Regions from separate parts of the Mus musculus genome. Here regions 2 and 3 are each linked to region 1. The links are chromatin loops, found by intact Hi-C in ENCODE. Cell type or tissue: left cerebral cortex. All regions are shown on one strand.

Evidence for each region. A loop is a pair of places that touch in the nucleus more often than their neighbours do. Peaks named below come from ENCODE experiments on the same cell type or tissue, not always from the same donor. Only the 100,000 strongest peaks of a DNase experiment are listed, where the experiment ranks them.
Region 2: it touches region 1 in a loop (4-fold over the local background); 20 of 42 quality-filtered maps call a loop at or near these places.
Region 3: a loop joins it to region 1, with 4 times the contacts of the local background. A loop is called at or near these places in 24 of 42 quality-filtered maps.

Annotation. Positions count from the first base shown.
Region 1 is chr6:51,172,642-51,177,641 of GRCm38, reverse strand. No RefSeq gene overlaps it. Among named protein-coding and RNA genes, the nearest start is that of Gm32328, 8.7 kb to the right of the region's middle. In left cerebral cortex, no CTCF peak of the experiment used is centred here; DNase peaks (open chromatin) are centred at 2,110, 2,520, 4,159, 4,606 and 1 more place.
Region 2 is chr6:52,238,631-52,243,630 of GRCm38, reverse strand. Hoxa11 (homeobox A11) reads left to right here. Exons shown (of 2, transcript NM_010450.3): 2 at 39-1,526. The coding sequence ends at 271. LOC115490410 (a long non-coding RNA gene) reads right to left here and starts at 396. Exons shown (of 2, transcript XR_003956437.1): 1 at 310-396; 2 at 1-189. It also overlaps a transcript of Hoxa10 not described here. In left cerebral cortex, a CTCF peak has its summit at 3,080 (motif pointing right); a DNase peak (open chromatin) is centred at 3,087.
Region 3 is chr6:52,208,706-52,213,705 of GRCm38, reverse strand. Hoxa3 (homeobox A3) reads left to right here and starts at 639. Exons shown (of 5, transcript NM_010452.3): 1 at 639-666. It overlaps Hoxaas3 (Hoxa cluster antisense RNA 3), which reads right to left. Exons shown (of 3, transcript NR_015611.2): 2 at 1,219-1,320; 3 at 109-673. In left cerebral cortex, a CTCF peak has its summit at 1,983; a DNase peak (open chromatin) is centred at 1,949.

The sequences.
Region 1 (5,000 bases):
TTGTTTTGATCTATTGCCTTAATGAAGTGAAAAATCCTGCAAAGTTCCCTGCTAATTATACTGCCTTCTCAGGTTCCTCTATTTCGGCTCAGTGTGAACATTGGAGTGCTTGGTGTAATTTTCAACTACAGTTTCTCTTAATAATTTCCTTTTTTCTGTGGATGGTGAGAACAGACCTTTTGTTTATTTACTTATTTATTTTATTCTTAGAATTTACTTGATTATTTGAAGACGGGGTTTCCCTGTATAGTTCAGGCTAATCTCCAATTCTTGATCCTTCTGTTCCATGCACCCCAGAACTGGAATCTCACAGGCATGCACCACACCTGGCCAGACTTGCAGTGTTATCTCTATTATTAAAATTAGTGATTCAACAACGTGCACCCAAAATTTAGTATTCCATTTGCTAGCATTCAGACTCCTGAGCATCAGTGGGCCCCGGATCAGAATCAAACTGTAAGGAAACTGTTTTCACATTTTGAATCGTGTGTGGTTGTGTTATTCTGAGGCAAAAATATAATCTAAGCTGTAGGTACAGGGTGGGCCAGGTCTTCTCTTCTTAGAAAAGACCTTCTCTTTAAGGCCTTCTCCCCTGCAGTAACTTCTCACCCTAATAAATTAAATGTGGCCACCGTGTGGTCCATTAGCTTGAAGTGTGAGGTGATGGCTCCTGTCAGAGGTGGCTGGCCCACTACAAACCCTTAAATATTCCTACAGATAATAAATATCTGCTCAAGGAACGGATGTAAATAATAGGTTCCTATTCCTTTAAAAGAAAAGAAAAAAAAAAAAAAACCAAACCTTTGTACCACAGCAATGAATAAAGGCACCTCAGAGCTGAGTCCCCTCAAAATGGAGAACCAGATCTTGAGAATTCTTGATCCAAGTGCAGGCCTCTGGCTCAGCAGGAACCTGAGCCAAAGTGTGAAACTCGCCCAGGTCTTCAGGAATGTAAACACATTTACATTTTTGTTTTGACGTTTACATTTACTTTAAATGTAAAAAGAAAAAGTCACATTTTTTTTTTTTTGGTTTGGATAGACCAGGATCCTCCCAAAAGAGCACTGGTTGTTAGTGAATCATTTTAATTCCAAAGAATATTTACCAGCAATTGGCCATGCAGGGCTGGGATTGAACAAACAAACCAAGAAACCAAGAAACCCGATGGTTTTCTGCAAGCCTGCACGCCGGGCTCAGGGGTTTCTGGGTCTTGGCTCTCCAGGCTTCTTAGCAGCCTTCACACCTGACCCAGGGACCGAGACAGCGTTGCATTGCTGCAGCTGCATCGCTGGAGTATATGCACCACAGGGCTGGTGGATCATTGCAGAAACCAAAACCAAAGCACAAGCAGAGAGATCTGACACCTGGGACAGATGTGACTGAAAATCTCTTCAAATTTGTCATTGTTTTTTTTTTTCTTTTTTCCTTTTTTCCTTTTGCTTTTGATCCTTATGTTTCAGTAGAACATGCAGTAGGTCTTCTCTTTACAGTCCCTTGTCCTCTGTCCCTTGTTGGTAGATCAAGAATATTCTATTTTGGAGACCAGATTAGTTTTCACTTGTGGGGGGAAGGGAGTGGAGAGGAACAATTTTTCAAGCCCCCACATACCAGGATTTAACGCTATTACTAGCTGCTGATGTAATATTGAAAACCGTTAACATTTTGTTTAGAGTTATTTTTTTTTCCCAAGGTGGAAACGTAGTCCTTTGGGTCTGAGCCTGTAGCATTATAGACAATCACATCACCTTCTCTTTTGAGGACAAAAGAATATCTACACGTGTGACAAAGTAATTATTTATCGGAGATAACAAACGCTTTGATCTCTCTTTTGTCTGTCTTTCTTTTTCTTATTTTTGGATGTACATCTCAGTATCTAATAATATCCAGGGACATTTGCATCCCCTGAATTTTCCAAGGCAAAGAAGGGACTTCACTAAGGTTCAGTAATGGATTCTCCCCTCCATTTTGGTTTTCTTGATCCTTTAGATATTTGTTTTAGGCCAGTCGGCCCACTGCTGTAGTATCTTTGTTAATCGGAGAGGTTTGCTGGTGCATGCAGTAAGTGTAGGGGAGCTATTTGATCTGCACACCTGAGGCGTGTCTAGGGACACAGTCATTCATAGAGGGAAGGATTTGTGCCCTCTCCTGCAAGACTGCCACAATCCCAAGTATCCCATAAGCTAAAGCTCTTTATGCACTCAACACTCAATTTGTCTCAGCTCTCATTTTCTTTCTTTTCTTCCTTTAAGTATTTATTTATTCTTATTATGTAGACCGGGCTGGCTCTGAACTTAGGCATGAGCCTACTCTTAACCCCCCACCCCGTGATGCATGTCTCAGACTTTTGACATGTTTCGTTTTATTTAGCATTTTGTTTAGTCATGTTTTATTTTATTTTAACATTTTATTTAAACAATATGCCTGCTCTGAACACAAGTGTTTAGTCCTAAAACACCTTTAGCTTTTTCCAGATAGTACATCCAGGCCTGGATTCCTCCTCAAGCAAGGAAGGCCAGCGGGGGAATTCAGGGACAACACCCCTAGCATCTATCAATTTCAAGGTATTTGGTTCATTTGCAGACAGCGGCGCGGGTGGATGAGAGGCGCTCTGCTCAGAAAGGCCTGTGGAGAGGTTTTGGCTTGACATTCACTTAGCTTGACACAGCTAAGACTGGGACTTAAAGTGAGCCCCCTGGGGACCTAAGGCAGACCCTTTTCTGGCCCCATCGCTTCTGTGTTCCTCCTCGCGCACCTGGCCAGTCCTGCACAGTGGCCCAGGTCCAGAATTCGCCATCAGGAGACGCAAGCCCGCCTGGGTTTAAACCCGGCTCTGCTACCGGAAGTCATTTGATAAATCTCAGGCTGGCATTTCTAATCTTTGCGGCTCCTCAGTTTTGCAAATCTTTAAACAAGCTGTAACCTCCTTCAAACAGCGCGCCAGACAGACAACCCCCAGGGTCAGACAGAATGCATCTGCACTCCACTTCCTCCAAGGTCAGGCCCGCACCTCTTCCAGCACCTTTCTGTCTGCTGATTCCCGTGCACTCATCCCGCAGCCCAAAACCCAGGAATGTCTCCCACCCTGGAGGCCCAGGTCTGAGCACAGGAGACTCATCGAGCCCCTGGGGGCAGACCAGGGGGAGAGTACCCTCCGGGCAAGATCAGCGAGGTGGGGGTTGGTCGAGTGATTTATGGTGCTTATCAACGTTTTAGGAAGCAGAAATTAACCTGAGGAGGATTAGGCCCCGAGCTTTGAAGTGCGTTGTTTTGTTTTCCTCCCGTCCACTCCCAGGATCAAACAGTTCCTGTTCCTTCCATCGCTCTCCTCCTACTCCGGTTGTCTCTTCTCCCCTCGCCTATGCCCTAACAAGCCCTTTTGCATTGTTTTTCTTAATTTCAAATAGAAATCTTTTGACACTAGCTACCGAGTTCCTGTCAGTGGTCTAGAAACAGAAAGACCCCTCCCCCATCCCTGTCCTCCGGGAATAGTGTTTAACGTTTGAACATCCACTTTCTGTTTGGGAGATCAGAGGTAGCAAATCTGTAACTCTTCTTTTCTTTGGCACTTTCTTCCCATCCAAAGCCCTTAGCCTAGTCCCCCAGGGAGGCTGGCCTTCCCGGGAAGAGGGCTAGGTTGAGGTGCTTGGCCTTCATCTCTGGGCGAGTGCTAACTTCGCTTAGCTCATCACACCTCCGGGTAGTGCGGATTCCTGGATGGTCCTCTTAGCTCTCCAGTCTTCCAGGGCCCGGGACTGTGGGGTGCTCTTTCCACGCTGCTCTTTATTCCCCCCTCCCCGACATTCAAGCTTCCGAGCGGAATCGTCTCCCGCAGTTCTTTCCCGGAGGCGCTAGTTGAAAATGCAATTTCCTTGGGGGGGTGGGGGTGGGGGGAGAGTGGAGAGGCAGGGGGTGTGGTCCGGCTGAGAGTAAAACAGAAACTCGGTTTGTTTGGGGTTCTGAAACCATCCATGTTTTATTGCATCCGCCTCAGAGTCAACTAAGACTTAATGAGCATCCAGGCGGGAAAAGCACAAGGAGATTTGCTCGGTGCTCGGGAGGGGACCTGAGTGAGGGGAGTCTGTTTACTTTCTCTTGCAACTAGAGGTTGCAACATCTTCCCCAAATGGCTCCTTCTAGTGCCGGGGGTATAGACAGGCAAGTCAAAAGGCATCAGGTTTCAGCTCTCTGAGTAATCCAAGATCATTCAGCCAAGAAGACCTTCGAAGTTGGCCCTGTCTACAGCTTGTAATGAAAAGGGTAATCTGTCGTGTAATGAAAAACAGTACCCACAAAACAAACCAGTCTCCGACGGCCTTCCACCTCGCACCACTCTACCCTAAAACCCGCCAGTGACAAATATTACTATCCAGTTCCACCCCCAAAAGAGGAAGCAGTAGATCTTCCTCTTAATAACTTCCCAAAGTGTTACAAATAATAAAAGGGGCGCATAAATCATCGCCCAAGCGACTCAATGCGGACCACGAAGGATTTACTTCTCTTGAGCCTTAGCTTCCAATCGCTCTCTCATTGGTTTATTTCTCGAAGTCCGCCCCCAGATCCATGCTCTTATTGGTCAATATGGCAGGGTGACGAGTAGAAAGGGCGTGGGGTTGGTGGGAGGCTGGATTTTTCCAGTGCGCAAGCGTTCTAGGGTGTGCGGGTGTGATTGACAGCCAGGGGGAAACAAGTGCGCGTGCGTGGATGAGTGAGCCAGTCAGAGACACACAGAGACAGAGACACACAGAGACAGAGACACATAGAAAAAAGAAAGAGGGAGAGGGATGGAGAGAGAAAGAGAGAGAGAGAGAGAGAGAGAGAGAAAGGAAGGGGGGGAGAGAAAGAAAGAAATGAGGTGTAAGGAGAAGGAAGAGAGCTAAGGTGAAAGAGACCTATGGCGAGGTGGTGGGTGCTGACACTGGTGGGGTGCAGTCCTAGCTGCAGGCATTTCCCGCTGAGTCAGATTGTTGTGCCCGGTCCTCCACAGATCCTCTAGGAGGGCC
Region 2 (5,000 bases), 1.1 Mb before region 1:
CTATCGCCCTCTCACTCTTTGCCTCTCTCCTTCCTTAGGTGGCCAACGCACCCGCAAAAAGCGCTGCCCTTATACCAAATACCAGATCCGAGAGCTGGAGCGAGAGTTCTTCTTCAGCGTCTACATCAACAAAGAGAAGCGTCTGCAACTGTCCCGCATGCTCAACCTCACCGACCGTCAAGTCAAAATCTGGTTTCAGAACAGAAGAATGAAGGAAAAAAAGATTAACAGAGACCGGTTACAGTACTACTCAGCTAATCCACTTCTCTAAGGCTCCAGCCTACTGGAATTGGGAGGGGGGCTTCATACATGTGAAATAATATGCAGATTTTGCCCTTGACAAGGTCAAGCCACATTGCGACTTGGAAAAGGGGGGTGATATAGGAGAGAGGAGAGGTTTCCTTATCAGAGATTCGTCCAATAGGAAGGGGGCCTGAAACTCTCTTGGTTCAGATCTCCGTGGTTAAGCTTCCTATTAGTAATTGAATTCTAAGGGTTGTGAATCAACAGAATGAATGGTTTGGGACCCCTGGTGGTTCACTCTTAGAGCCTGCAAAAGCTTTGAGCTGGGTGTGGTCACTGGAGATTGGGCCCCCTGCCAAACCCTAAGGAGGCCACCCGCTCAAGACCCTCTGCACAGAGCCTGCCCACCCCCAGGTCTCCCAAGTCAAGAAACTGTGTGCCCCAAGCCTAGTTCAGCTTGGGGATAGGAGCAGGAGGAAAGGGGATGACTCCTAGAGATTCAGGCTGGGGTTGCTTTCCAAAAGTAATGTGAAAGACAGTTAACCAAAAGGTGGCTGTGAAAAGGGAGAGAGAGTGGGAGGGGGGTGTCCTGGAGGAAGGAGAAACCTATCCAGATGTCATTAATATCATCCCACCACTGATCTGCACCCAAACCTGAGCTCCTAGCAGCCACCTTCTGCAGCCTACCTGGGTTTTCTACCTCCCAATGGTGGTGATGGGTCTTCCATCTCAGAGCTGACTATTCCTAGGGTAGAAGACATTGAAAACTCCAGAGGCTGTGCTGGTTCCTGGCCCCTCAATCTCTACAGGAAATGCCTGCGGAGGGCTACAGTTTGGCAAACTCTTCACCACATTAAGGAAACTTGGATTTGGTGTCTGTCAGGCAGCAGAGCAGCAGGCCTGGCCAGTGGGTCCTTGGCCTTTGGCTGTGAGGGGCTGAAGTTCCCCCCCCCCTCCCAAATCCCTCATTCCTACCCTGCACTCTGTGCTCATCAACTCAGAACTGAGCTTGGAAGCTTCTGGCAATCTTCTAAGAGCCGGAGAGTGATTTGGAGCTATTTTAAAAGATAAATATTATATTATATATATATATTTCCCCGAAGGAACCAAAGCGAATTTTAAGAAGCAATGTAGAGGGGGGGGTGGGGATAATAAAAATATTTAAAGGCTCTATCTGTTTACAGTGTTCCAAGGTTAAACTCGCTCACTGCTAAAATATTTGAATGTATGCTTCATACAGGGATGGTGTTCAAAAGACTGTAAATAAAGAAACCATAACCTACTGTGTTTCAATACTCCTTTCCCTATCCCCATTAGCTGACTTATTTGAGGGTGCTGGGGAGAGTGGTCTGGGGATGGTCTTTTAATCTCTTACAACACTGTGACATTTGGAAAGGGCTGGCATACTGAGAGCCAGACTACTAAGACCTGAGAATGTCCTCTGGGGAGCCAGGCGCTCTCCAAATGAATCTCTTCTGCCTCCCTGCCTTAAGAAATCCCTGGTGGTTCTGTCTGTAGTGAGCGCCTTTGGCCGGCCCTTACTCAACATACATTTCCTATACATTTTAACACAGAGAGAGACAATGGGGCATACCAAGAATAAAAAGGGTAGACATTTGAGTATCGAGTCCTGGTGTGACATTTCTCTCTCCCTGTTCCGCTTTTTCCTGCCAAATGTCTCCCCTCAGCTAGCATCCTTTTAGCAGTAAAAGGGGTGAGTTACCACGCCCCCGAGAGGTGATGGAATCAGGATTGAGCTGCAATTGAAGCTAAGCATAGGAAGCCTGAGGCTATACGTCCTTGTGGAAGGCAGCATATTAGGGATGGGATATGTCAGGGCCTATGGTGTGAGACCTCTCTCCAACTGACCTTAGCTCCGGAGAAGGCCTTGTGGGTAACTGCAATAGCCAATGGCCTAACCCAGGCTAATCTTGCTCACCTCAGGACTGAATAAAAACCCTCTGGGTGTACCTTGTGAGTCCTTTCAGCATGAGAGATCTGGCTCTAGGTACCAAGGCAGAGCTAGGAGTCTCTCGGGAACCTCTAAGAGTGCTTCCTCTCCAGCTTCCTCTCGGTCCCCTTGGGCAAGGAAAGATACGGACTCGGTCTTTGTTTGCTGCCTTTGAACTTCTGCCTTAAATTTGGACATCACCCATAACCTTGAGGGGCAGGGCAGAAAGGACAGAGCCTTTTGTTGCCCACCCCACCCTCTTTCAGCCACCCAGGCAGACCCAAAGCAGCAAAGAGGGTCTCATTTGGAAAGAGACCCTAGGCTCCAAGAGCCTGCCCTGTTTATTTGTTTGTGTGTTTGTCTAGCTGGCGCGACAGGGGTGGAGAAAGCGAGCTTTCTGAAAGGGGAGAGGGACAGACCCTCTAGATGAATGTCTTTGGTTGATCGACAGACACACTGAGAAGCACAAGGGCCCTCCTGGGGGGCGAAAGGGGGCGGGCAGGGAAGCTCGGTTTAGGAAAAGACTTCCTTTGGGATGGTTAAAGATTAACCAAAGTCTCTCAAGTTGCCAGAGTGAGTCTAGCCAGGAGAACTGCTTGCAGGCAGGCGGCGGGCGGGCGCGGGTTTGATTTCTGAGCCCTATAAAAGCCCCATCCTCCGATGGCTGTGACAATGTGGTCGTAAACCCGTCCAGGGCCGGCCAATTTGCATATTTGGAATGCGCCGCTATAAACCCGGCTGGGGTTTTGCAGCAATTTCTTAGATGTAAAAATGAGATCTCAATAGCAGCGGGTTGGGCACATTCTCTTGCTCTTTCTCTGCCCGGCCAGCTTCCTTTTCTGGGCCGCAGGCTGGATCTCCAGCCTCGCCTAGGCTCGCAGCCGCCACGAGATGGCGCACTCCCGATCAATGTCAAAGCCGCCAGGGAGCCCGGAACCCCAGCGAGATTCTTGGCCTTTGTTCGCTTCTGATACTAAGAGCAGCACGGTACGTTATTTCACTTGTCCGGCACCCCTTCGTATTCAAAAAGAGGGGGGGCCCCCGCGCTCAAGAAGTGATTGAGGCTGAAATTTAAAGCAAAGCGCCTTCGTTAGGCCTTTCCGCATCGCGGCGTGGAGAAGCTGCTGCCCCTTGGCAGTGATTTCTGAAATGAGTCAAGGTAAGTGGCCACAAGTTTATCAATTTCGCTGTAGTAGAGGTGGGAATGGGAACGTAGCTGTCGCCTAAGCAAAGCTCCGGGCCATGATTGAGTTTCTGGGGTGATGCCCGTTTGCCACCCTCCAACCCCCGCCGTCCCATCGCTCTCTATGGTTGGAAAGCAGTGGGAGGCCTAAGTGGAAAAGTTGTCGGTTTTAGCTCCGTGTGCCAGCATTTCACCCAAGCTTCTCACCACAGGCGATCTTTTGGTTTTGCTGACATTTTCCGATCTGAATAAGTTAGATATGGTCTGAACCCAGACGAAAGGAACTCAGCTGTGCTGGGATTAAGGCTGTTAGGAGAGGAAAGAGATGGTAGGCTAGGGAAAACAAAGTTTCTCCTTGGAAACAATGGGTGGTCAGCGTCTGTGGCCGTTTGAGCCGGGTTTCTCCTCCACCCCCGGGGCAGCACGCCAGAGGTTACCGATTTTCTCGTAGGTGCAGCCTAGAAGTCTGCCTAGCAGACTAGCGCAAAGCTTTGTTCCCAAAAAAGGCCATTCAAAGAAGTCGCATTTGGTTTTTCTGAGGATGTTGGAGACAGCCCGGTACTGCTGTCTCCAACCGGTATTTGGAATGTAGCATCCCCCTGGTTGGCATTTTCCAACAAAATCCCCTAGCCATTAAAATGAGGAGGGACTTCTCATCGCATATTTTGCAAAATTATACAAAAATATACTGGTAAATATCGTTATATTTGCTTAAATGGCATGGGGGATTAAGTCTGACTCCTTGTTTTTGTAAAAACAAGTTTTAAATAACCAAAGTACTTATATCTTGAAGGCCAGATTTAAAACTCGCGTTTCTCCCATATTTAAAATTTTATTTTAACGTCTTTTTATTTGTTTCTCGAAAAGTTTCTTTCTTTCCCCAAATATACAGTGCCATGGATAAGTAAAAAAGAATTCCATAACGTGTAGATGCTTCCCCTGTTTGCAAGTGTGTGAGCGAAAATTGTGCTTATGAATCACTAGTTTTGTTAAGCATGGGCTCCTAAGCCATGCCAGGAAAAAAAAAGGGCAACCGGAGCAGCCGTGAGGGCCCACTCTGTGAAGTGCAGGCAGTAGGACGGGCACCTTCTTGCACTCCCCATGAGCCTGAGCTGCTTCCAGTGTTAAGGCCAGAACCAGTTCCTTCCCTACAAAACTAATAGCACTGGTACTTCAAAATGTCTGACAAAAGGACGCAATACTTGCCCTGCTAAAGATCGAGGGCCAGCTCAATAGTAGGATTTAGAGGGAAAAATTTTTTTAAATATTTTAAGGACAGATTGAACCTGGTAAACAACAACAAAACAACAAAAAAATCAAACAAACAAAGAGAAAGAAAGAAAAGCCCGCACATTAAATATGGAATGTCAACATTCATAAAGAAAAGCAGAAAAGCAATTTTGCTCATGGAAAAAAATTCTAGTTATTCATAAATATATGAATGGGAGAATTTCTGAAACTGTGTTAATGCTGGACACATTGAAGCTGTGTTCACTTTCCTTCATGAAGCCTCAATCCAGCACTACAGCCCCCTAGATAGCTGAGAACCCCAAAAACATTGAGAATGACTTTTGGGTACAAACAGATTTGTTATTTCATTCTCAGGACCTGGATTTATTTATG
Region 3 (5,000 bases), 1.0 Mb before region 1:
GTGGAAGTAGCTTAGAGCATCCTGAGCTGGGCCCGCGAAGGTCTCCATTCTTATCCCCTGACTAGGCTGGGCCAGTTTCTTAGGACTTTTTTTTTTTTTTTTTTTTTTAAATAAAATCGGACCTAAAAGGGTCTGAAAAACCTGCAGCCCCAAATCGGGACAGACTCGGTGGTAAGATGGCGTCTGTGTAAGAGCCGCCTCCTCTTAGTGATGGGGAAAGGGTCATAAATCCGTTGTTGTTTATGAAAATTTACAACTTTGCAATACAACTTTATGAGTTGTTCGGCCCTTCCATTGGCCGCTGTCGGTCATGTGGATAGGAACCGTGAACATGAACTTTTTTATAATTTCCCTTGCGAGAATAGAGCCGCATTCTTTTGCTCCGCTCCATCCTGCGTGCTTCGGAGCTCTGCCTTGCCAGCCTGCCTGGGCTGCGCTTTGTCCGGCGATGGCGAGCGAGGGGAAGCCGCTGCCAGGCCCAGGCCAGCCGTTGTCGCTGGAGGTGGAGCGCGTCCAGTTCCTGGAGCAGCCGCCGCTGCTTTGCAACTTGCAACCTGGCTAATTTCCTGCGTCCTCTGGCACCAGGAAGGAGGACAATTCGTCTCTTGGGCTGCCGAAGCGACAGCTGTCAGAGAGGCAGAAGCTTCTGGGAGCCGCGGTCTGAAGGTGAGACCTGTGGGAAGGAGACAGGGCAAAGGTGGGTGAGGTACTACAGTGGTAAGAGAGGGCACCAGGAACGACTTTGAAAAGGGGCCTTTTTCACGCTCTTTCAGTACTGTCCTTTCATTTTCAGCCCCAATATACACCACAGTCCAAACACGTCACTCATTCTCACCCACTACCGCCACCACCTACAATCACTCCTTTTCCCTCCTCCCTCAAGGCGGATCAGCCTTCCCTCTGTGGCACAGCGCCTTGGCACGGCGCAGCACCGCTTGGGTCTTCGCCCCCTCCCCCCTCCATTCCCCAGTGACCCTCGGGAAGCCCCAAAGGAAGTCATTTGGCATTCTACTGTTCCCTACTGGCCTCTGGGGTTTGGGATTATTTCATTCGTGACCCAATTGATTCAACTGACTTCCCCAATAGCCAGAGGTAGTTCCCAACCTGGGAACGAGGACGGAGAGGCGAGCAAAGTAGCACGGGCGTTTTGTTAGCTTCGGCACACTGTTTTTTCCTGTGGGGGCTAGGAAAGGAAGCAAACACAGAAACAAAACTTACTAATTCAGAGTTCTCCGATGGTTGCCTGCTTCGTTTGCCCGGTTTTCTGGTTAGAGTGATTTCTCGAGCCCTGGAAGAGGGGCTAGATGCGTGTGTGGAATTCTGTGTTGGAGGAGAGAACCGAGTTAATTGGGTGCTAAGGTGAGGGGGTGATGTTTCCGTGCAGGGGCTGCTGTGTTGACGCAGGTGGAAGGAGCACATCTGAGGTTTCTGAGGGAAGGTTGCAAAATGGTGTCTGGGCAATAGCAGGGTCGCAGTCCCAAGCCACCTAAGTACAGTGGCAGGTTGGTGTCCACGGTCCTCCACCTCCCCGGCTTCCAGCGAGAGGACTACAGCTAGCAGCGAGACAGCACTAAGAGCTGCGGGCCTAGCAATGGCTTTGCATGGCACGGTGGCACCAGTCATGGTGGGTGGGCCTGAAAGCGGGTCTGACCAGGTTAGATTTGCCCCCGGGAGACAGAGCTACCCAAGCATCAGTCGCGAGTTCCCTGGCTATGGTTCTTTTTTGTTTATTTGGTTTTTGGTTGTTGTTGCTGCTGCTGTTTTCCTATCTCAAGATAGTATGTCGGCCTAGGCCAGACAATTAAGAAGGACGTGTAGATGCTTGGAATGTTTGCCGCCGGACAGCTCTGTGGATGCGCCCCGGGCAGGGGCAGATAAAGCGCCGCATTTGCCTCCTAGGGCCGCTGGCTGCCTGACTGCGGCTGCCGCAGGCGGATTATTTATTGCGACCGAACAGGGAGCTCGCTGCTGCCACGCTGTGGCCGTCGCCGGGACCGGCGCCAGCAGCGTCCCGCCTCTTTGAGCCTGGCGCGACTGCTGTACGGGCCCCTCAGAATCCCCAGAAGCAGGGGAAGGGGGGCACAAAAGGGGACCTGAGGGGCAGTCTCCAAGGGTTTATTTGGCTGTGAAATCTTCTTGCTTCGGCTACCCATGACAGAAAGCTCAGCCGCTGGAATAGATTCGGGTCCTTCCCTCTCCCCTAACCCAGCACCATGGAGACTGTTTGTACAGGCCGCCTGGCTGGTCATGGCTGCTTCTGTCCAAACTGCGCGTCCCAAAGGCGTCCTGAGGGCTCACGCCAGTTGGGGAACGCTTTGGCTTTGGGATTCTGACATCGGAGAGACCATTTGTAGTTCCGAGGCCTGCTGACCTGACTGGCCCTGAGGATTGGCTATGGCATGGAAGGCAGCTCCAGGAGAGGGCTGGTAACTGACAGAGGCCCACACCTGTGTGCTTTGGGTTCTGGCCTAGAGATTTGACTGGATGGAGGTGGACCTTCTGGGTCTTCCCACACACCTGCAAGCCAGGCTCCAGGCTGGCAGAAGTGGAGGGGCTCAATGGGCAGCCAGGGAAAGGGCAAAACTGTGTGACCCTACTGCCATCTTACCCTCTTTGAAGAGAAGATAAAAGGTAAGTTTTCTGTGTGGCTGTGAGCTAGCAGAGTCCTGCGGTGATTATTCTCATCATCTCAGGATGAGGCTCTATTGAAGGTGTGGAGTTCCTGGTCTCCACTCTGTCAGGACGCGCTCTCTCTCCATATATATATTATACATATGTTTATATACATGTATATGGAAGAATAGATAGATTGACTGCTAACTTAAATGCACACTAGCCTGGGCTTACATGTTAAGATTTCAACTTAATATTTTTTCCACCTTAATGTTTACAGAAGCTAGAAATACATTTTCTGGCTTCTAGGTGAGAAAACAAATTCTTTTATTGGCTGAGACAATTAAGTCTAAAATTCAGATCAAACCATAGCAATAATGGTGGCAAGCTGTCATCAGCTCCAACTCTGTGTGAGACAGAGCTGCGTCAAAGAGAACTGATAGATGTGAACAATTAGCACCTGGGAAATGGCTACTTTCATTTCCAACAGTATTGCTGGAAATAATTGTTATCTGATTGTTTGTTGTTTAAGAACCAATAACTCAAACTTATTTTCTTCAAACAGCCTTTTAAGAAAAAAAAAATCCACCTTTCTTTTCTTCCTGAGTTATTCATTTCCCACATATTGCATCCTCTCTGTGAGAAACGTAAAATTTTATTCTCTCCTGAACAGCTCATTTATATACAAAGGAAAAAAAAACTTTCTTGGGTTGGAGAGATAAAGACGTTAAACACAAGGCCTGTGGTACAGCCTTCCTTTGGTGTGCCTTCACGGGCTCTCTGGAGGCCGATCTTAGGCAAGTCCTTTTTCAATTTTCCTCTTTTGAGGGGAGAAAGGGGGGGGATCGAAAAGCAAGGAAGAGATTAAAGAACTCTGCAATAGATTCCTACGGGACCACTGCCAAGTGTCACCTCCCCCAAGCCCGATCCCCATCAGTTCACAAGGGTCAGGGTTTTACAGATCTTACACACAACCTCCTGAGCCCCAGCTAGATCTCTTAGACACCCACAGAATTGGTTTTTTTTAAGCTAATTCTAGCCCAAACAGTCATAAAAGTGACTTCAAACCGATATCGCGTTTTTCTTTAACAAAATGACCCTGATCCACGTACAGGCAAGCCCGAAACAGGCTTTCCACATCCTGTCTGAGTATCCCCAGGCCTGGGCCGATGGTCAAGGTAATTCAGGATCCTGGAGCAAGTGACAGGGTGACAGATCTGGTTTTAGAGATACTGTAGCAGCAGGAGTAGTTTAGGGTGGGAAGGTAGGGGACAAGTGGGTATGCTTGCGACACGACCGTGCCCATCTCCGTGTGACCTTGAAACCAAGTCCATTAATGATCCTTTGAGTGAAGCTCTGGGCTCCAGAAGCTGCACTCCGTGCCCTGCTCAACCAAGGTCCCCGTGTCTCTCCTGCTTCTGGAATGAGACTGGGAGATACTGTATCCGGTTGTTTTTCCGTAGCTGCACTAAGCAGGTCCAGTAACTTAGGGAGTCCTGGGATGCTTGAAGCTGGGTGAGAGGAGTCATGCCCCACGGATGGCTTTCTGCTCCGGTCTCACAAACACCCTTCTGTAGATCATTTCTTGTGGAAAACCATGAGTTTTAGCCTTTCCTTTCTCTAAGTTCAAAGACAGGATGCAGTGCACAGCCGGTGTAGGTATTTGCTTTAAGCCCACACAGGCACGGACCATTGCAGAAGAACCACACATGGAGGGCGGTACTGAGAAGAAGGGGCTGTAGGAAGGCCCTGGCTTTGGTGTGGGCCTGGTCAGTGAGGATTGATCTTTCAGCTTTAGGGCAGTAAGGCCCAACCTGTAATAAGAATGGGAGGGAATAAGGCGCCCAGGGAACCCCTAAAGCATACAGTTCAAAAGCAGAGCGTGAAGGCCTGGCTTCTCAGAGCCCCTTTTCCCATTCAAGAACCCACACCCATGATTAAGGGAGCACAAGGGGAGGTGTGACCCAGGGTCTGACTGGGACAGGAGGCTCTAAGCAAAACCATCCGTGTCACCACCCCCTGGCTCGGGCTTGTCAGGTTTCCTGTTTGGGGAGGAAACCCAGCAAAACCCATGAAGGCAAAAAAGGAAAGAGCAGGCCTGCTCATTGACCTGGGCACTAGTGCAGAGATTTGCACATCTCTGCCCGGGTCGTGCCCGCCGCTGGCGTTTGGGGATGTGTGGGGGAGAGCGGGGCGGGCAGGCTGTGTGTGCCCATTAATCTGCCGGGCGGGCGGCGGGCGGGCGGGCTGGGGGCTGTTTGTAACTTTGCTGCCTCGGTCGCCGCGGTCCCCGGGGAGCGGGCTCCGGCGCTCTTTCCCATTGGCCGCCGCTGCGTCAGCTGGTGCGATTTGCTGCTGTCGCTTTTGGCGTTCGGCCATCCAGAAAC